Regions from separate parts of the Mus musculus genome. Here all the other regions are linked to region 1. The links are chromatin loops, found by intact Hi-C in ENCODE. Cell type or tissue: heart. All regions are shown on one strand. Region 1 holds the start of Gm52189 (a long non-coding RNA gene). Region 2 holds the start of Dmc1 (DNA meiotic recombinase 1). Region 3 overlaps Cby1 (chibby family member 1, beta catenin antagonist). Region 4 overlaps Fam227a (family with sequence similarity 227, member A).

The links. Peaks named below come from ENCODE experiments on the same cell type or tissue, not always from the same donor. Only the 100,000 strongest peaks of a DNase experiment are listed, where the experiment ranks them.
Region 2: a loop joins it to region 1, with 7 times the contacts of the local background. A loop is called at or near these places in 5 of 42 quality-filtered maps.
Region 3: a loop joins it to region 1, with 3 times the contacts of the local background. A loop is called at or near these places in 12 of 42 quality-filtered maps.
Region 4: it touches region 1 in a loop (3-fold over the local background); 14 of 42 quality-filtered maps call a loop at or near these places.

The regions. Positions count from the first base shown.
Region 1 is chr15:79,222,825-79,227,824 of GRCm38, reverse strand. Gm52189 (a long non-coding RNA gene) reads left to right here and starts at 3,336. Exons shown (of 2, transcript XR_003951548.1): 1 at 3,336-3,405. It overlaps Gm30527 (a long non-coding RNA gene), which reads left to right. Exons shown (of 2, transcript XR_384244.3): 2 at 2,228-2,571. RefSeq lists an enhancer at 3,725-4,390. In heart, CTCF peaks have their summits at 1,803 (motif pointing left) and 2,916 (motif pointing left); a DNase peak (open chromatin) is centred at 2,924; H3K27ac peaks cover 1,165 bases.
Region 2 is chr15:79,604,829-79,609,828 of GRCm38, reverse strand. Dmc1 (DNA meiotic recombinase 1) reads left to right here and starts at 4,720. Exons shown (of 14, transcript NM_010059.3): 1 at 4,720-4,867. Fam227a (family with sequence similarity 227, member A) reads left to right here. Exons shown (of 18, transcript NM_029407.1): 18 at 1-253. In heart, a CTCF peak has its summit at 1,879; a DNase peak (open chromatin) is centred at 4,558; H3K4me3 peaks cover 838 bases; H3K27ac peaks cover 771 bases; H3K27me3 peaks cover 555 bases.
Region 3 is chr15:79,659,994-79,664,993 of GRCm38, reverse strand. It overlaps Cby1 (chibby family member 1, beta catenin antagonist), which reads right to left. Exons shown (of 5, transcript NM_028634.3): 2 at 3,470-3,623. The coding sequence starts at 3,547. Gm30877 (a long non-coding RNA gene) reads left to right here. Exons shown (of 3, transcript XR_384249.3): 3 at 1-1,904. Among named protein-coding and RNA genes, the nearest start is that of Cby1, 3.3 kb to the right of the region's middle. In heart, a CTCF peak has its summit at 2,932 (motif pointing right); no DNase peak of the experiment used is centred here; H3K4me3 peaks cover 198 bases.
Region 4 is chr15:79,648,735-79,653,734 of GRCm38, reverse strand. It overlaps Fam227a (family with sequence similarity 227, member A), which reads left to right. Exons shown (of 18, transcript NM_029407.1): 2 at 3,875-4,098; 3 at 4,904-4,998. The coding sequence starts at 3,975. Among named protein-coding and RNA genes, the nearest start is that of Fam227a, 7.7 kb to the left of the region's middle. In heart, CTCF peaks have their summits at 2,034 (motif pointing right), 2,762 (motif pointing right) and 2,973; no DNase peak of the experiment used is centred here.

The DNA of each region.
Region 1 (5,000 bases):
CTCAGTCAGGGTTTCTATTCCTGCACAAAACATGACCAAGGAGCAAGTTGGGGAAGAAAGGGTTTATTCAGCTTACACTTCCACGTTGCTGTTCATCACCAAAGGAAGTCAGGACAAGAACACACAGGGCAGGAAGGTGTGGATGCAGAGGCCATGGAGGGATGTTTCTTACTGGCTTGCTTCCCCTGGCTTGCTCAGCTTGCTTGCTTATAGAACCCAGGACTACCAGCCCAGGGATGGCACCACCCACAGTGGGCCCTCCCACCCTTGATCACTAATTCAGAAAATGCCTTACAGCTGGATCTCATGGCATTTCCTCAACTGAGGCTCCTTTCTCTGTGATAACTCCAGCCTGTGTCAAGTTGACACACAAAACCAGCCAGTACAGAGACCCTGGCTCATCTTCACCTGTGAGGCAGAAGAAGCACCACAGATTAATCTGTGCAGGTGGGGAAGGGGCTCTGAGAAGCACCACCCCTTCGCTGCCATGGTCCGAGGCAGGAGTGATTCTCTTCAAGCTCTTTTTGCAGCCGATGTGTTTGGATTTCAAGATAGCATCTCATGTAGCCCGAGTTCACTGTACATAAGCTGGTTTCCTGCCTTCCATCTCCCCAGTGTTGTTTGTGGAACTGGGGACCCAACTCATGGCTTCCTCAGCTCCCCCCCAAAAAAACCCTAGTTCATACTCAGGCTCTGCCATTTTGTACCATGGAATTTGAAGCTGGTCACCAGCTACCTCTAAGGCTCAAGTTCCCGTGGAACAAAATGAGGAGCATGGTCTCATTCAGCAAGTGTTTGTTAAAAGTCAAGAGTAAGAGAACAGGGTTGGAGTGTTCTTTAAACCACTAAGCTCCCCAGCCAGGTGGTGGTGGCACATGCCTTTAACCCTGTACTTGGAAGGCAGAGGCGGGCAGATTTCTGAATTCGAGGCCAGCCTGGTCTACAGAGTGAGTTCCAGGACAGCCAGGGCTACACAGAGAAACTCTGTCTCAACATCCCCCCCCCCAAACCAAAAGCCACTAACCCTCAAGCTGACCTAGGCCCCTCTCTTTAGTTAAGTGCAGGACGCACATGCCGCTCTCCCCATGTTGGTCCCCACCAGGCTCAGTGAGCCTTCCCGGATAGTTCCAGCTCACCAGTCTCTTTCTCTTAGTTCTGGAAACAGTTGGGTTTTTTGGTTTTTTTTTTTTAAGATTTATTATTATACATAAGTACATTGTAGCAATCTTCAGACTCAGATGGGCCAGAAGAGGGCATCAGATTTCATTACAGGTGGTTGTGAGCCACCATGTGGTTGCTAGGAACTGAACTCAGGACCTTCGGAAGAGCAGTCACTGCTCTTAACCACCAAACCATCTCGCCAGCCCAGAAACAGTTGGTTTTTTACTTGATCATTTGGTGAAATATTACACGTCCTATAACATCCCTTCATGGTGTCCCTGAGTCAATTCTATGGGATTAACCTATGTTTTTGTTCTTCTGGAAAGCCCTCAACCCTGGCTTTTTTGAGACAGGGTTTCTCTGTGTAGCCCTGGCTGTCCTGGAACTCATGCTGTAGACCATGCTGGCTTCAAACTCAGAGATCCACTTTGCCCCTGCCTCCTGAATACTGGGATTAAAGGTGTGTGCCACCATCTCCCGACTTTCTTCCCCTTTATAATGGGGCTTAAAAGTCTGGCAATGTGGGCTGAAGTGATGGCTCAGAGATTAAGAGTACTGGCTATTCTTCCAGAGGTCCTGAGTTCAATTCCCAGCAACCAAATGGTGGCACATAACCATCTATAATGAGATCTGGTGCCCTCTTCTGGCCTGTAGGCATACATACAGGCAGAAGGCGATATGCATAATAAATCTTAAAAAAAAAAAAAATCCGGGTGTGGTGGCACACTCCTTTAATCCCAGCTCTTGGGAGGCAGAGGCAGGCAGATTTCTAAGTTCAAGGCCAGCCTGGTCTACAAAGTGAGTTCCAAGACAGCCAGGGCTATAAAGAGAAACCCTGTCTCAAAAAACTAAAAAACAAAACAAAAAGTCTGGTAATGTGACTTAGTGGTAGAGCTCTTACTTAACCTGTGTGTGAGGCCCTAGATGTAATTGCCAGTACTGTAAGATGACGGTGATGAACAATAGCAGCTTAGAGATCATGTCTTGACATGCTATAAAATGCTTCCCCTGCCTCTCTCCTTCCTGGGTTCCTTCACTGACTTTTTAATCTGTGGTATTCCCATAGATCCCACAGATGCTAGGAACCTCTCCTCCGGTGTCATGATAAACAGCCGAGAAAACTGTGACGCTTCGCACGCAGCCAATGCCTGTGTGAACTATGACCCACACTATGCTTTACCGTGGGACACTTGTGTGTCAGCGCACCCAGCCCAGAACCCGGTTCCAGCTGAGCAGGGAGGGCAGGTTGGGACCTTTGTTTACCTGAGAGGAAAGAAGCCCCTGGTAGAAGATTCTAATGGCAAAGTGAGCACTTGTCTTTGCAGCAGGCAGAAAGCCCTGCCCTGCCCTTGGATCGGCCCCGGAGCCAAGCATGCATCTGTCCTGCAGTAAAATGCTTGTAGATATTGACATGGTTCTCTATGGAGTGACCACAGGGATCCTAAGGAAGAGGGTGGGGGGGAGGGACATCATGGAGGAGAGGTGACTGGGACGGCAGCAGTGGCCCAGAGTTTCCTCCATAATACTGGAGTCACAGACCAGTGTTAAGCACTGCCCTTTGAAATGGCTGGACCACATGGTTTTCCTGTGCAGTAACAACGAACCCTCTGCCATATCTGTGAGAGTGATCATTCACAAAACACATCCATAATTCACCCTCCCATTCCAGGCCTGGGCTCTGTGGTTCCCAGCATCAGCTCCAACCCCAGACCACTGCCTTCACACACCCTTTTCCTGAGGACCTGCTGCCACCTGGTGGATAATTTCAGTACTACCACCTAAGGATGCCAAAATAGCCGTGACAGGGTCACTGCCTGCTGAGTCAGGGCTGATGGCAGAGCCCGAGTCCCCAGTGTTGGACAATGAGTGAGGCTGATCACTTGAATGCCAGGCTGTGCCTGACCCTCCCTGCCTCAGCTGCTGCTCCCTCCTCACTCTTTGCCGTGCCCGCCCATGGCATTCAAGGCTACTGTGAAGGTCAAGAAGTCAGGTGAGTCTGACCCACTCACTAATTCCTAAATTCATCTTATGAATATGTATGGAGAACTTACCAAGCCCCAGCCGACCGGCCAGCCAAGAGCACACACAGTGAAGGAAACAGTTGGAGCCTGTTGCTGATGAACTCTTTGGAGCAAGGGGGAGCACCAGCAAGATGGAAGGAAATACCCTATCTCCGGGGTTAACATGGTAGAAAAGGAGACTGGTTCCATCCTCGTGATCTTTGAGGAGACGCTGGAGATGCTGGTGAGGAGGTAGCTGGCAGAGACCTGAGACAGTCCCTGTGGCAAATACACACCAACACCTTTTGGGCTGACATGAGATAAATCCAGGAGATCAGAGGGCTACCGTGTGTTGCCATGTGGCAGTTTGTGAGTGTGTGTGTGTGTGTGTGTGTGTGTGTGTGTGCATGTGAGTGGGTGTGCTTGCTTACTGACCAGTTTCTTCTGTCTACCTTCTACCATATTGCAAGCTCCCAGAGCCTGGAGCCTCGCCTATTCAAATCACTCTCCATCTCCAACAGGTAGCACAGTGGCCAGTACTTGGCCAATGTTCCATGCTGGCCAGTTTGGCTAAAGGAGGAGCTACAGATCCCACCATTTTAGAGTGGACGGCAACTGTCTGTTCTCAACCATTGCCTTCCATCAGCTGACAACACCAAGAGTGGGGTGGATGTGCCTCATGAGGGGCCCGGGAGCACCCCCACCCCGCCCCCAACCATTCCCTAAGTAGCTCTATTCCTGATCCAGCTCAGCACGCAAAGGCTGACCTATGACCTTCCTCTGCCCCCTGCCCCCCGCCTCCCCCTAGCGCTCTGCCCTCTGGGTGAGGTCAGTGATGAAAGCCAGCAGCAGCCCAGGGGGTGGAGGAGAGAGACAGTGTCTGATTGTTCCTGAGCTGCTGAGGACTGGGTCTCAGACAGCCCCTCCCTCCCTCCTCCTCCTCTCTCCTCCTCCTCTCCTTTCCCTTCCTCCTCCCCCCATCCCCTCCCTGTCTTCTTCACTCCCTCTTTCTTCCCTTCTCTCTCCCTTACTCTTCCAAACTCCAGTGAGAAGTTGTTGCCTAGGCTGATGCTTGGCACCCCACTGTCCACCCAGACGTTCTGAATGAGCTATCTGGCTTGGGGTCCACTTTGGAAAGAGCCTAGGGCAAACGCCAGAAGACCTTGGGCGCTCTTTCCAGCTGTGACCTCAAGAGTGACATACAGGCTCGGAGTGCTGTGAGTGAGCACAGCCTCTCAGGGGTGCTCCAGCAATGACAGGTGACACAGTCCCCTGCAGTGTCCTCTGGACACAACCTTGTGCCATCCCCTTGGTCTCAGGGTCCAGCTGAGCTCCAGGGAGCCCACTGGCCTGAACTGGTACTCTAGGCTAAGGCTGTGCACTAGGCAGGAGAGGCCCAACTCCTCTTCGGGGCGTCTGGGGCTCTTGCTGGCTTTCATGATGGATTGTGTTGACCTGAGCCGGTGACTCTCCCTGAGAATCGGCAGCCACCTCTGGGCATTGATTTTTCTCTTTCACTTTTTTTTCTTTTGGCTTTTCAGGACAGGGTTTCTCTGTGTAGCCCTGTCTGTCCTGAAACTCTCTATAGACCTGTCTGGCTTCGAACTCACAGAGCTCCACCTGCCTCTGCCTCCCAAGCTCTGGGATTCAAGGCGTGTGCCACTATGGTCTTTCATTTCTTAAGGGAAGTCTCAAACATGCAAAACTAAACACCAAACACAAGCCAGATTCCACCAATGCCGTCCCTTCTGTTTTCAGTCAGTCCTGTCAGCTCTGTGCCCCTCCCCTATGTGGGCACTAATATTGTTTTGTTTTTATTAATTTTGTTATAAATATGTA
Region 2 (5,000 bases), 380 kb before region 1:
AGTTAATTTTGTAGAACTTGTCCTGAGATTTCTACTCTAATCCAGTAAACTACAATGCCTGCTTTCTCTTACTATCTCTCTATCAACACTGGAGGCTTTTCGTGTGAATGAGTAGCATTCTCATGAAATTCAAAGCTCAAGGTTGGCTCAATGATTGCCTAGGCTGTTGGAACACTGGTGGAGGCCAATCTAACTTTGCTATTTGTCAAATCATTCCTTGGAGGCACTTATTTAATAAAACAATACTGAAAGCAAGCACTCTAAATCCTACACCGACTATCGCAAGGACCTATCTGGGCCACATCTGTATGTTATGCTAAAGATGCTCCAGGAGACCAGTTTCTGTGAAACTTTGTGCTTCAGGACTGCAGCCAAGCTTTTGGACTTGTCATGCAAACTCCACTGGAGTGGGTGTGGCAGGGACTGAACTCACATCCTTGTGCACACCTATGATCCCAGCACTTGGGAGGCAGAGAAAGGAGGATCTCTGAGTTCAAGGTCAGCCTCAGTTACAGAGTGAGTTCCAGGACAGCCAGGGCTACACAGAGAAACCCTGCCTCAAAAAACAAAAATAAAAAGGGAAAGGTTAACACAGAGGGACACGGTTCTCTCTGTGTTTTTGGAAGTTCCAACTTCATCCTGTGAGAGGTCACACAACAGAACATGAGAAAAACATTTTTCTTTCATATGTTTGGACCACATTTGGCCACAGATTTCCACTTTCCAAATATACAATATTGTGGACATGGTACTGTAGACCTTTGATACAAGAATTCAGGAAGTAGAGGCCGGTAGATCTTTGTGATTTCCAGGAGAGCCAAGTCTACATAGTGAGACTCTGTCTCAAAAAGAAAGCAAGAAAGCAAGCAAGCAAACAAGCAAGCAAGCAAGCAAGCAAGCAAGCAAGCAAGAAAGAAAGAAAGAAAGAAAGAAAGAAAGAAAGAAAGAAAGAAAGAAGAAAGAAAGGGGAAAGAAAAAAGAGGAAGAAAAGAAAAACATAAAACACACTAGTGGAAGCAAATTATTAATTAAGGGGGTATACAGCCTGTGTGTGTGTGTGTATGTTTGTGCATGTGTATGTATGTCTAGACTGAATCTAAGAACAGAATGTTATCTAGAACAGTAATTCTCAACCTGTGTGTCAAGGCCCCTTTGGCAACAATTTATCTCCAAACATATTTACATTACAATTCATAACAGCAAAATTACAATTATGCAGTAGCAACAACATTTTCTGGCTGGGGGCACCACAGCCTGAGGCACTGGGCTAAAATGGGCACAGCATTAGGAAGGCTGAGAGCCACTGTTGCAGAGCATCTCAGCACCGGCTCACCAGTGCCTGCAGTAAGAGAACGGTTTTGGACAGCTTTTTTGTGTATGAGCACCCGGCCTCAGGGAAGACACGTTTCTAAATCTCTCGCCAAAGTGAATCACTGTTTGGTTTCTAAAAACTGCTTTATAGTCCTAAGTTCAAGATGAAACTATTTGTGGAAAATTATGCAAAGGGAGAGGCAGACTCAAGAGTTATGTCCCACAGCAGCGTTGCGACTGTCTGTGTTCTCTCACCTCAGCCCTCAATAGCACTGGTGCCTTGTCCTTGAATCTCTACCATGGCAGATCTAGTGCAGGAGTTGGCACACAGTTGGGAATCAATGCCCACTTTCTAAATGCAATCAATGTCTTAAGGAAAGATCTGTCTGGCAAATGATCTGGGTGGGGTTGCATGTGTGATGAAACTTTCTTAATTCTCTATCAAAGTAGTTCTCAAATTTGTGCCCTTGAAATTCCAAGGATATACATTCACAGACAGCTGGTGTGATAATTCCCCAGATCCCCAGTGGGACCAGGAGCCTAGATTTCGCTATAAGGTGGTTGTCCACAGAGGGGCAGTACAGTGCAGTGGTTTAAAACTCAGGTCCTTTGAACCCCAATGACTGTTTTACTAAGTCTTTAGAATATATGACTCCTCTCCCCAGTATATGAAAATTGGGTCATTCCTGAAGTCCCTCCGCAAAAAATAAGCCATATTATCTGGCAGTAACTAACACAAAAGTGGCTTACTATGTTTTCAATGTCTTAAATAGGAAAATAGCACTTGCCATGCAGAACTTCTTTTTCTATCTATCTATCTATCTATCTATCTATCTATCTATCTATCTATCTATCTATCTATCTATGTTTTTTGAGACAGGGGTTCTCTGTGTAGCCCTGGCTGTCCTGGAACTCACTCTGTAGACCAGGTGGCCTTGAACTCAGATATCTTCCTACCTCTTTCTGCCTCTCAAGTGCTGGGATTGATGTTTTTCTTTTTTAAATATAGTCTTATCAGGAGCTTGGAGAGGAGGCTCTTGTCCATGGTTGAGAGCACCTCCTCACTACCTGTAATTCTAGCTCTGGGGGATCTGATGCTCTCTTCTGGCCTGAAAGTTGCCAACACACGTGGTACACATGTATACATGCAGGCAAACGCACATACACATAATCTTATCAGTCTTCTATGGCTTTTGAATTTTGTGCTATGCTCTACGCTTGCAGGAGACCTAGATTCGATCCTTGGCCCCCACACAGTGGCTCACAGCCATCTGTCACTCTAGTTCTAGTGGATCTGACACCCTCTTCTGACCTTCACTGGCACCAGACACTCACATGATGTACGTACATGCAGGCAAAACATTCATACATAAGAAGTAAAACACAATAGATTAAAAGACATTCTTTTTTTTTTAATTTCTTTTTCTTTTTTAAAGATTTGTTTATTGTATGTATGTGAGTACACTGTCCTGTCATTGTCTTCAGACACACCAGAAGAGGGCATCAAATCCCATGACAGATGGTTGTGAGCCACCATGTGGTTGCAGGGAATTGAACTCAGGACGTTTAGGAAGAGTAGTTAGTGCTCTTAACCACTGAGTCAATTCTCCAGCCCCCTTAAGAATGTCTTGGGATCTGGATGCCCTCTTCTGGTATGTCTGAAGACAGCGACAGTGTACTCACATACATAAAATAAATAAATCTTAAAAAGAAAACATTCTTAAGTAAAAATAGATGGCCACATGTTTTCTTCTCAGGCTTTTCTTATGTTCGGTTTGATCCATCTAGAAGTTATTTTGGCGTAAGGTGTGAAGTTGGCTTCCAGTTTTATTTCCCTGCAGATGGCTACCCAGTCGCTCCAACACCATTCACTCATTTCCTTCGTCAACTTGAAACTGCCACTTCACAATACTCAGAATTGTTACAGAATTTTTTTTTCCTGATTGGACGAGAAGTTGCATTTTTTTTTCACTCCCTGTTTGTGGCTGTTTTTAAACGTTTAAAAAGTTGCACGGAACCATCGGTATGCTATCCTAACAAGCCTTTCTCTTCACTTCATGAATTTGTCATTACCGAGCTCATTTCAGTTTCTTCCTTTGAGTGTACTGCACACAACCTTCAAATATTATGAGCATTTCTTGCTCCCAGCTGTCACTACAGCAAACGACATATGTTAGATTTCCCTAAATCGTCTTGCTGCGCTCTTTGGTAGCTCTCCGGTATACTGTTGATGTCTTCTAGCGAGTTGCTCAAAAGTTACTGTATTTTCGGTGGATTCAGAAGGAGAGCCTGCCATCGCTATTGGGTTTCTTTTTTGGTTTTTCGAGACAGTGTTTCTGTGTAGCCCTGGCTGTCCTGGAACTCACTTTGTAGACCAGGCTGGCCTCAAACTCAGAAATCTGCCTGCCTCTGCCTCCCGAGTGCGCCACCACACTCGCCTTGGGTTCCTTTTCAAGTGAACAATTTCCATTCGAGAAGACGGGCAATGATTCTGTAAAGTAAGCATTTTGAAAAGCTATAGCCTTTTAAAAAACTATCCACGGGAGATAGGTCTGTCCTTCAAAATGTCAACTGTTTTGGAATTTATTCCATTTAAAAGGTTCAAAAAGAATATAGAGGTCGCCCGTATTGGTGGGTCATCTAAGACACTTAAAGCAACCTCTGCAGGTGGTCTTTCAAGTTTTTCATGACTCTGAACTGTCAGTTTCCATCTAAGGGGAAAAGGAAACAGTTTAGAGAGAGGCCTTGCTGGCATCATGGCTGGCCCGGGGTTTCTATAAACAGAACTAAAACCTCGTGTGTTTCTGTAGACCATTTAGAACCACGTTAGGGAGAAAAAAAAAATTACTCTCCATCCCAGAAGAGAGGACCGCAAATGCAGAGTCAGGAGAGAAGGGGGGATGGGAAGGCTGGGTTACCCAGCTAGGTATGAAAACCTTGGAGTGAAAGCGGCCCCAGGCAGGAGGAAAGGGACCCCCATGTTCGACCTCCTCACAGTCCAAGGTCGTCATCTCCTGTCCTTGTCAGCGGCCAAGGCTCTCCCCGTGACTCAGCAACTCCCTTCGCCCAAGGGATGCCCAGACTCTCTTCTCATACCCAAACCTCTCTCCTCAGAGTCCATGTTCCACCACTGCCCTCGCTAACCTCGGAGACCCGAAGACCCCCCACTCCCGCATCCTCCCAGCAGCCCTCACTAGGGCCCCTGCCCCACCCTCCGCTCTCCTTTGTGCTACATTTACCGATGACCCGCAGGGAGCCTTTCCTTGCCTGCTCAGGTTCTCTAGCTAACCTCGAGCCCCACCCCCACAACCTGAGCCCCGCCCACACACACTGGGCCCCGCCTACAGCCCGAGCCCCGCCTACAGCCCCAGGCCCCGCCCATCAAGGGGGCTTGCTCCCGCGGCCCTCATTTGGCGCCAAGCCCGGAGCTGTTCGACGACAGGGCGGGCTGCCGGCCTCCGCGTTCTGGGTCGGCGTTAGAATTCTGGACCGGACGGGAAAGCCGGAGCGGGTGTCGCCTTGAAAATTCTCGGGGAGGCTGTGGGTTCGAGTCGGGGTGAGTGGCGGAAAGAGGAAGCGCGGGAAAAATCTGAGGAAAACTCGACGCGTTGAGAAAGCTTTCCTCTCCGCGCCCTTTCTGTGGTAATTTTTTGGTCGCTTATTGGACTTGGCTTGGTGTCTGTCACCTT
Region 3 (5,000 bases), 440 kb before region 1:
TGCGTGTGTGTGTGTGTGTGTGCATGTGTGGATAGAAAGAGATAGAAAAAGACAGGGACGAACTCCTTCAAGTGTATGCTAAAATGTCCTTTGCTTGGTTAGGACTCCCTTGAGCACCCTATTTAAAGTGACAACTCTCTTTCCACATCACTCTCCTTGTTAAAATGTCTACCCACGCAACAGATGCTGGGATTTGGTTCTCCCTGGCCCCTCGCCTCCTCTTTTTTTTTTCTGTTTCTGTTTCTGGGGCTTGAACCTTGGGACTTGAATATACTTCCACGGACATATATCTCTTACTGTGTGTGTGTGTGTGTGTGTGTGTGTGTGTGTACATAAGTGTTCATGTGTGTGCAGGTGAATGTTTACACACATGTGTGGAGGCCAGAGGACAAGCTCGGCTGTCATTCCTCAGGTACTATCTACAGTTTGAAAACAATTTCAGGCTAGGAATGGTCGCCACACATCTCTAGCCCCAATACTCAGGAGGCAGAGGCAAGTCGATCTCCGTGAGTTCAAGGTCAGTTCAATCTACAGATGAAGGAGCGGGACATCTAGGGCTACATGGAGAGACCCTGTCTCAACTCTGCCCCCCACAACAATAAAGAAGTCAGCATATAGGTATTAGCTCTCATGATGATATTTTCAAACAAAGGCGTGCTGTAGGTAGGGTTGCGCTATAGGTAGGGTCTCTTTTTCCCTCCCCTCTGCATTTTCCATAGTAACCACCTTCTTCCCAGTCACCCCGCCCCCACCCGGCCCCTTCTTCAGCACCTATGGTGAGGGGCTTTCACTGTCTTGAAGCTCATGAAGTAGGGTGGCTGGCTGGCCGGCCAGTGAGTCCCAAGAGCCTCTTGTCCTCAGCCTGGTGTCTTCTTCCTATGCACTGCCCCCCACTCATGTGCCACAGTACCCAGAGTTTTATTTTATTAGATTTTTTTAAAATTAGGTTTGTGTGTGTGTGTGTATGTGTGTGTGTGAGTGTGTGTGTGTGTGTGTGTGTGTGTGAGTGTGTGTGTGTGTGTGTGTGTGTGTGTGTGTGTACACCGCATGCATGTCCGGTGTCTGTGTGTGTGTGTGTGTGTGTGTGTGTGTGTGTACACCGCATGCATGTCCGGTGTCTGTGGAGCTCAGGAGACACTAGGTTCCTGGTCCTGGAGTCATGGATGGTTGTGAAGCACCAAGTCGGTGCTGGGAATCTGACCTGCGTCCTCTTCAAGAACTGCAAGTGCTATTAACCACTGAGCTGTCTTTTCAGCCCACGCCCAGATTTTAAAAGTGTTCTGGGGATTAAACTTAGGCCCTCACATCCCTCCCCTGACTCATCTCCTCCTTCTCCAGAAACTCCTTTTTTAAATATACTATCAATTTTCAGAGGGTCTTGTGGTGTCCCGGCTGGCCTTGAACTTGTAATCCTGGCTCAGCCTCCCAAGCAGCTGGAATTATAGACCTGTACCACCAAGCCAGGTCCCTCTTTTCCTTACTCAGCACCTAAAAGGTTGGTGGATACACAAAGTTATCAATTGGCTGCTATGAAATTGATGACTAGAGAAGATGCCTCTGGGCAGGCAAAGCAACAGGCATAGAGCAGCAGGCATAGCCTTACAGGCTCTTGTAAGGATGGGTGGCCCAAGCAAAAGGTGCACAGAAGACACGGCTATGAGGTACCTTATGTGCCTTCCTCAGGACCTGAGCCACTGTCCTGGAATAACAGGATGCTGTTGAGCCCCCTGGGGGATAGAGAGATGGCTCAGAGGCTAAAAGCACTGGCAGCTCTTCCAAAGGTCCTGAGTTCATATCCAGCCACCACATGGTGGCTCACACTCATCTATGATGAGGTCTGGTGCCTTCTTCTGACCTGATGGCAGAATGCTGCACACATAATAAATACACACATCTTAAAAGGACTCTGTGCACCATGTTTTGTGTTTCCTTATCCCAGCACTTGCCTGTGATGTCCTGCAAATACTGCAGGGAGGGTGAGCTTCCAGTCACTCTCAGACAGTAGCGTTAGAAGCACGCTGCTGCCTTTAAGGACAAGGGTTGTCCCAGTGAGAGTACCAAGTGCATCTCTGTCGTCGGTGTCTGGAAGGAGGCTTGAAGTCCAAGGCATGGAGAACTAGGATCCCACACTGTTTATCCCTGGCCTTAGAGGGGCTGCCGTCATGATCCTAACTGGGGACTAGAGGCAATGGACTCATGGCCTTTAGAGCTGGGGTGATGCTTGCTACCTAACCCACAGACTTGTAAAGACTTGGCTCATCTGCACAAATGTCACGTGGGAAAGGGACAAAGAGACGAGGGTCTATCATCTCTTGGTGTGAAAGACACAGCAGTAGCACCCAGATGTAAGGGCAGGAATATGGTGGGAACGAAGGACCAGATTTGTGGTCACAGATGCTGAAAGGCCTGTGTGCGTGGACCTGTGTGTATCTACATCTCATAGCTAGGAATGGACCTGTGTGTATCTACATCTCATAACTAGGAATGGCTTTATTATGTATTTTCTAAGCGCAGGCCCTGCATTCAGGGGGGCTCCATGTTGCCTTTGGAAAGTTACCTTTGTCCCAGTGCTGTCATGGCCCCAGATGTTTTTGGACCCCCTCTTTCAGAACTGTTATTATCCTTTCAAGTGTCACTAACGGTGACAAGTCAACATCTTTTGTGAATCTCCGAAATAAACTTGATTTTTTTTTTTGGGGGGGGCAGTGTATGTGGGTGTACACCATTAATCCCAACACTCCCGAGGCAGGAACAGGCAGATCTCTGTGAGTTTGAAGCCATCTTGGTCTACATAGCAAGTTCCAGGACAGCCAGGGTTACACAGAGACTCCATTCTCAAAACAACTGCGGATTTATTTTTCTTCTATGTGTAGGAGTGCTCTGCCATCATGTATGTTGTGAACCTTGTAAGTGCAGTGCCAGTAGAGGCCAGCAGAGGGCGGTGGATCCCCTGGGACAGTAGCTACAGATGGTTGTGAGCCATCCTTGTCCGGGCTGGGAACCCAACCCAGGTCCTCTGCAAGAGCAACAAGTACCCTTTTTGGCTGAGCCATCTCTCAAGGCCCCGAACTTGACCTTATTTTATTTTACTTTTGGAGACAGAGTCTCTCTCTGAACCCTGGATGCCCTGGAACTCTATAGACCAGGCTAGCCCTGAACTCACAGAGATCCCCCAGCCTCTACCTCTTGATTGCTGAGAGTAGAGGTATACCGCTACACCCAGCTTGGATTTGATCTTTAAACATGACTGAAATGAATTATCTGAACTAAAATGCAAGCCAGACTGGATACCACCACCTGGGACCCTATCACAAGGAGGCTGCCTGTCATAGTAGGTTCTTGAATAAACTCCAGTAGTAGTTCCCATGCAGGAATTCAGTCTTGACTAATAATATAAACCCCGAGGATGCCTTCCCACAGAGTCACCTCTCCACCCAGAGACCACTCCCGCCACCCAGTCTGCACTCACAGAATGTAGGTTGGAGAGAGAGGCCGACTTCCGAGGAGGGGTCTTCTTTGGGCTGAATATGCTGCCAAAGAGAGGCATCCCTAACTCAGTGAGGAAACGCCAGCACTTCCTTCTCCTTCCTGACCCAGCGAGAAAACACCAGCACTTCCGTCTCCTAAAGTCAAACAGATCAGCGACCTCATTTCACTGTTCTCTATCCATTAGAACATCTTACACCTTGATGATTGCCAATTACCGCAGTACCTACTGGGAAGAGTTATCCATTTATACAGAACAGCAAAAGAAGGCTTGAGGTCCTAATAGTTCTGGAAGGAGCTTCCATGTGCTGGGTGCTTCTTATGTGCCAGGCAGTATAGGCTAAGGCCTTTGCATAAACCCATTTCACTCACAACTGCCCCTCGACATGCCTCTCCTAGTCACCCCATTTGGAAAGCCAAGGTCTTTGGTGGGAACGGGCATTGGAACCAAAGTTTGTGTGGCTTCACAGTGATGCTAACCTCAGGCAACTCTGTCACGAGTTGGCCTCGCCAGCATCACAGTGTGGAGCCAGGGAGGAAATTTCTACCATTCCCGTTGGCCAGTAAGAACATCACCAAGTACGGGAACTTCAGCCTGGATGGCATCCTAAAGCCATGAAGCGACACCCGGATTTCACTCCCGGATGCAGAGCGGTACTTATCACAGTCTCGATAAGTATCACGACACTCACCGGCACACTAGCTTTAGTCACAGCACAACGTCCTGCAATGCTCATAAAATCAGTAACATCACTTAGGCTCGGGGAAGAGGTCAGCTTTTTAAATAAAACAAGTAGAGAGAAGTCATAAAACCACAAGGCTTCATGGTACATTTTTTTTTCCAATTATGTGTTTATGTGCTGAATGCATGCATATGTGCAGGTAGGTGTGTGTGTGTGTATCCACTTTATTAATATTTGTGTGCAGATTCGGAGTCTGGAGGGGGGACGTCAGGTGTCCTGTTGCATTCCCTTTAGATGGGGTCTCTCACTGAACCTGGAGCTAGACTGGCGGCCAGCGAGCACAAGCAATCCTGTCTCCGCCACCAACAGTGTTAGCATTGCAGGGGTCCGAGCTTGTAGCAGGCTTTTTTTTTTTTTTTTTTTTTGGTTTTTCGAGATAGGGTTTCTCTGTGTAGCCCTGGCTGTCCTGGAACTTCACTTTGTAGACCAGGCTGGCCTCGAACTCAGAAATCCGCCTGCCTCTGCCTCCCGAGTGCTGGGATTAAAGGCGTGTGCCACCACGCGCCGGCTTGTGGTAGGCTTTTAACTGAGATGTTGGGGACTTGAATCCATGGTCTCACACTTGAGCAGCAAGTACCCACATTCACTGAGCCTTTTCTCTAGTCCCCTTCACAGATTTTTTTTTTTAAACACACACACATACACACACCGTTCAAGGTATCCTAGGGTTCTTTAGGGAAGCTCTCTCATAGAAGACTATGGGCCAAGAAAATTAAAGGTTTGCACTTGGTTCCCAACCAACCCTGTTGCTCACCCTCTGGGGAGTCCAAC
Region 4 (5,000 bases), 430 kb before region 1:
TTACATGCAATTTGAAATCCTGTTAAGAATAAGCTTTCCAGGGCTGGAGAAGTGGTTAAGAGCACTGACTGCTCTTCCAGAGGTCCTGAGTTCAAGTCCCAGCAGCCACATGGTGGCTCACAACCATCTGTAATGGGATGCGATGCTCTCTTCTGGTGTGTCTGAAGAGAGTGACAGTGTACTCACATACATTAAATAAATAAACAAACAAATCTTTTTTTAAAAAAAGAAGAAGGAGGGAGGAGGAGGAGGAGGAGCTTCCTGCCTTCTGTCCAAGAAAAGGTGCAGGCTTAGCCAGAAATCTCCCTTGTCCTGGGAAGAAGCCTGATGCCTGCAGTCCTCAGGAATTGCCCAGCTGGTCCCTGCCAGGCTCCCCCTTGAGGACCTCTGGAACAGTCCTCTGGCCAGCTGGGAGCTAGAGTCTCAATGAGTAAGTGTATACAAAAGAGGGAGTGGAAGATCAGTAGTTTAAAATAGACTTTTAAACATGTAAAAAAAATTATATGTCAATGTATGTGTGTGAGCACGTGGATGCAAGTACAGGGGTCCTCAGAGGCCAGAAGAAGGGGTCAGAACTCCTGGCTGCGTTGCAGAAATTCATGATCTGTCTGACATCAGTACTGGGAATTGAACTTGTGTCCTCTGTAAGAACAATATGTGCTCTTAACTGCCGAGCCATCTCTCCAGGTCCTCAAGTGACCTTTCTAATGATTTAGTAATGTCAGAAATGGATGCAAACTAGTTATTTAAGTGATTTTTCTACCAAAGCAATTGAAGACTCTTCATACAAGTTCTAGAAGTACAGCCAAGCTGTGACTGGGACACAGGTGAAACATGGAAGACCGATGAGAAGGGGATTGGTTCTGGAATCATCTCTCTCCTTGACCCACTCTCTTTTCTACTTTATGACTCTACTTTGAAAACTGAAGAAGCAGTACACACTTAGGAAGTTTATAACAACAAATTTGCCGCTGGGTGTGGTGGCGCATGCCTTTAATCCCAGCACTCGGGAGGCAGAGGCAGGCGGATTTCTGAGTTTGAGGCCAGCCTGGTCTACAAAGTGAGCTCCAGGACAGCCAGGGCTATACAGAGAAACCCTGTCTCAAAAAAAAAAAAAAACAAACAAACAACAAATTTGCCGTGAAGACTGTTATTTTGTAGAGTGGAAAATGTATTAAGTTTCTAACTTAAAAAAAAAAAAAAGACAGCCCAGAGGTGGAGGCACACGCCTTTGATCCCAGCACTAGGGAGGCAGAGACAGATGGAGCTCTGTGAGTTTTAGGCCAGCCAGGGATTATAAACCCTGTCTCAAAAAATAACAAGAGCTGGAGAGATGGCTGAGGTTAAGAGCATTGACTGCCCTTCCAGAGGTCCTGAATTCAATTCCCGGCAACCACATGGTGGCTCACAACCATCTGTAATGGGATCCGATGCCCTCTTCTGGTGTGTCTAAAGACAGTGACAGTGTAGTCGCATATATAAAATAAATAAATCTTAGTAAACAACAAAAGATAGCTTATATCCTTAGATTTTGAAAGTTAAGGCAAATATAAATACATATCTGCTTACTGGGTTTTCTTAAAGATTGATTTGATTCTTATGTATGAGGGGGGCACATGCCCACATGCAGAGGCCAGAAGAGGGCACCAAATCCCTGGAGTTACAGGTTGGTATGAGCGGCCCAGCCTAGGTGCTAGGACCCAAACTCAAGTTCTCTGTAAGAGCATCAAACACTCCTAACCCTGAGCCGTCTTTCCAGACATCTGCTGCTTGTTTTTGTTTTTTTTAATTTTAAATTACATTTATTTAGTCATTGTGTATTTAGTGTGTGTGCCCCAGTGGAAGCCAGAGGACAATTTGTGGATGTCTCTTCTCACCTGTACCATGTGAATCGCAGGAATCAAGGTTACCTGCTTTGAATGCTTTTTCTTTTAATGCTCAAAGACAATTTTAAAAATGTTAAGTTTAAATTAAGTGTATATGTGTGCATATTTATTTATACATGTTGAGTGCAATACCTCCAAAGGCCAGAAGGGGGCATCAGCTGCCCTGGAGCTGGAGTTAGAGGCGCTTATGAGCCTCCTGGCATGGATGCTCAGAGCCAAATTCAGGTCATCTGCAAGAGAAGTAAGCACTCTCACCCACAGAGTCATTTCTGTAGCCCTGCTGTTGACTGCTTAAAGAAACAAATTAGCGTGGTAGCCTTCGGTATTTATTGATTTACTTTTGAGATGGGATCTCTGTTGCTGTATTTGATTAATCTGCCCTAATCTCTCCGGCAGTGGCTGCTCAAGTTCCTTGCTGCCCACCCAAATGCTTTGGATTCTCAAGTGAAAGACACACACACACACACACACACACACACACACACACAGAGCCTTATATTTAATATACATAAATCACCTCAGTGGTTGGGCCACTCCCAAACTTCCACGTTGCTAACACCTCCCCTCCAATACTCTTGAATTATTTATTACTTACTATACTCCATCTTTGCTACCCAGACCTAGTTAGTGGTGGGGTTGCTCCGCCGCTCTTCCCCAGCTCTTACATGGCAGGTGCTCTGTCTTCCGTAGCTCTCAAGCCTGCATCCTCTTCCTTTCCTGCTGTGGTGATTCTCAATCCTTCTTCAGTCCCCTTGCCCTCAAATCCTAAAGTCCTGCCTCTGTCTTCCTGCACAGCCATTGGCCACTGGCAACTTTACCGAATAGAACCAGCTGGGGGCAGGGACCCTCAGCATCTCACATGCCAGATTGTTGTGCAATTTGGGAACCCATATACAAGCATTAAACAAATCCACAAGTCTCACTTTGTAGCTCTGACTGGCCTGGAACTCACTATATAGATCAGGCTGGCCTTGGCCCTGAACTCAGTGATTTTTCTGCCTCATCCCCCCCCACCATACCCCTACCCCACCCCACTTCCCCATTTGAGTGCTGGGATTAAAAGGGTGCAGCACCACACATGACCACATGGGGCAGTATACAGTGGGAAGTGGCAGTGTATAGGTGCCCAATCTGTTTGCTCAATGGCCTCTACTTTCAGCCACTGAAGACTCAGCACTGGCTCACACAATCATTATCAGTGACAAAGTGACTACTCAAGGTATCATTGTGTTAAATTCATTCTACCAAAATTAGGTATGTGGTTTTTTTTTTTTTCTTTCCTTTTTTGGGTACAGTTGTAAAGCAGATCTCTGAGTTGGAGGCCAGCAGGCCCGCACTAAGAGACCCTGTATCTTGATAACAAGGTCATACACGCCCACCCGTCACTGTTGCCCCAGCATTGGGGCAGGGACAGGTGAGATCTAGGAGTCGTCTGGCAAGTCAGGCTAAAAGGGTTGAATAGAAAATCCCATCTCGATGGGTGGTGGTGGCGGCGGGGGCGCCGGCGCACGCCTTTAATCCCAGCACTTGGGAGGCAGAGGCTGGCCGATTGCTGAGTTCAAGGCTAGCCTGGTCTACAGAGTGAGTTCCAGGACATCCAGGGCTACACAGAGAAACCCTGTCTCGAAAAAAAAAAAATCCCATCTCTAAAAATAAGGTAGAAAGTTCCAGAAGGAGCTCACCAGTGCTGTTCTCCACAGGCATCATATACATATATTTAAAGGAATTGTGAGATATCAAAGGTGAAGATTACATGGTCACAATCCTCGAAGATGTCAAGGATGCGGTTCTGACAGGCTGTTGAGAGGAAGGCTACCTTGGAAAACAGATAACTTTGAATAAATAGCTTGCATCAGCTTGGAAAAACAATAAGAGAGTTTCCAAACAACAGCCGTTCCTCCTACAAGATTGCATTTGGCCCCTTAGAGTCCAGATCAGCAGGCTGTTGTTTTTAAAGACAGTTTTATGCCCTTTGTGTTTCCCAGCAGGCTGATTGGATAACGAGCAAGACTGGAGCAGAGAGAGAGAGAAAACTTTTTGTCTGCCGGTTTACAAGAAATTGGTCAGTGAAGGATAGCTGTCAAGACAATGGACATTATCAACGTCAATGCCTTACCAATAATTCCATTGGACGAGCGCCTGGTGGTCTCCGCCAACGTTCGGACAGTGCTGGAGGATGCCTTGAGAAAGCGGATGCAGGGGAGTCCACCCAGTATCCTTCTAAAGCTGTTGCCCACAGCCAGACCAAGAATACCCAACCAGGACACGCGCTACAATGAGTGCTTATAGTTCATATAAGTCATCTGTGAGCCCACTCTACAGAGCAGGGTCCTTTCCTCTGCATATTTAAGGCCTTTCTACCCTCAAAAGGATTGTCTTGATTTGAAGCGTTGTTTGCCTTGAGGTTTTATTGTTTTGGTTTGTTTTTGTTTATTTTTGCGACAGGGTTTCTCTGTGTAACCCTGGCTGTCCTGGAACTCGCTCTGTAGACCAGGTTCACCTTGAATTCAGAGATCTGCTTGCCTCTCCCTCTTGAGTGCTGGATTTTTAAAGGTGTGCTGTATCCCTGCATCACAGGTCCCCACCTCAGAGTCTGTCAGCCAATAACCCTCTCAAGTTATAAATAAGCCCAGACCTTAAGCCATGCTCCCACCAGGCAAACAGCCCCGTCCGCTCTGCCTCTCACTGTGCACGTGCACCTTCAAAGCCTCCTAAGACACCATCTAATGTGATCTCATCCCAGTCTGCAAAGGGTCCTTCTCTCTTGGGTCTCCTCCTAGTGCCGCACTCCATTTGGTCCTATCTATGGTGCATGTCCCTCTTGGCACCTTCACTTCCCAAATGCTCTCCCCATGGTAAGAACACTTGAGGGTGATGAACGGGAGAGTGAACCTGCTTGAGCGACAGGATTCTGAGACTCCCAGTGTCCGGGGAGATCCTGAGGCAAAGACCTGAAAAAGCAAAAGGAGGAGCGGTAACGGGCATGGTAGGACTGGTCAGATTTCCTTAGCAGCCTGTCTGTCTCTCAGCATGCATCATTGGCTCCATGAGCCAGGTGAATCAGAGGATTATGGAAGTAGAACTGGGCTCCAGCCTGATGATCAGCACCTTGGT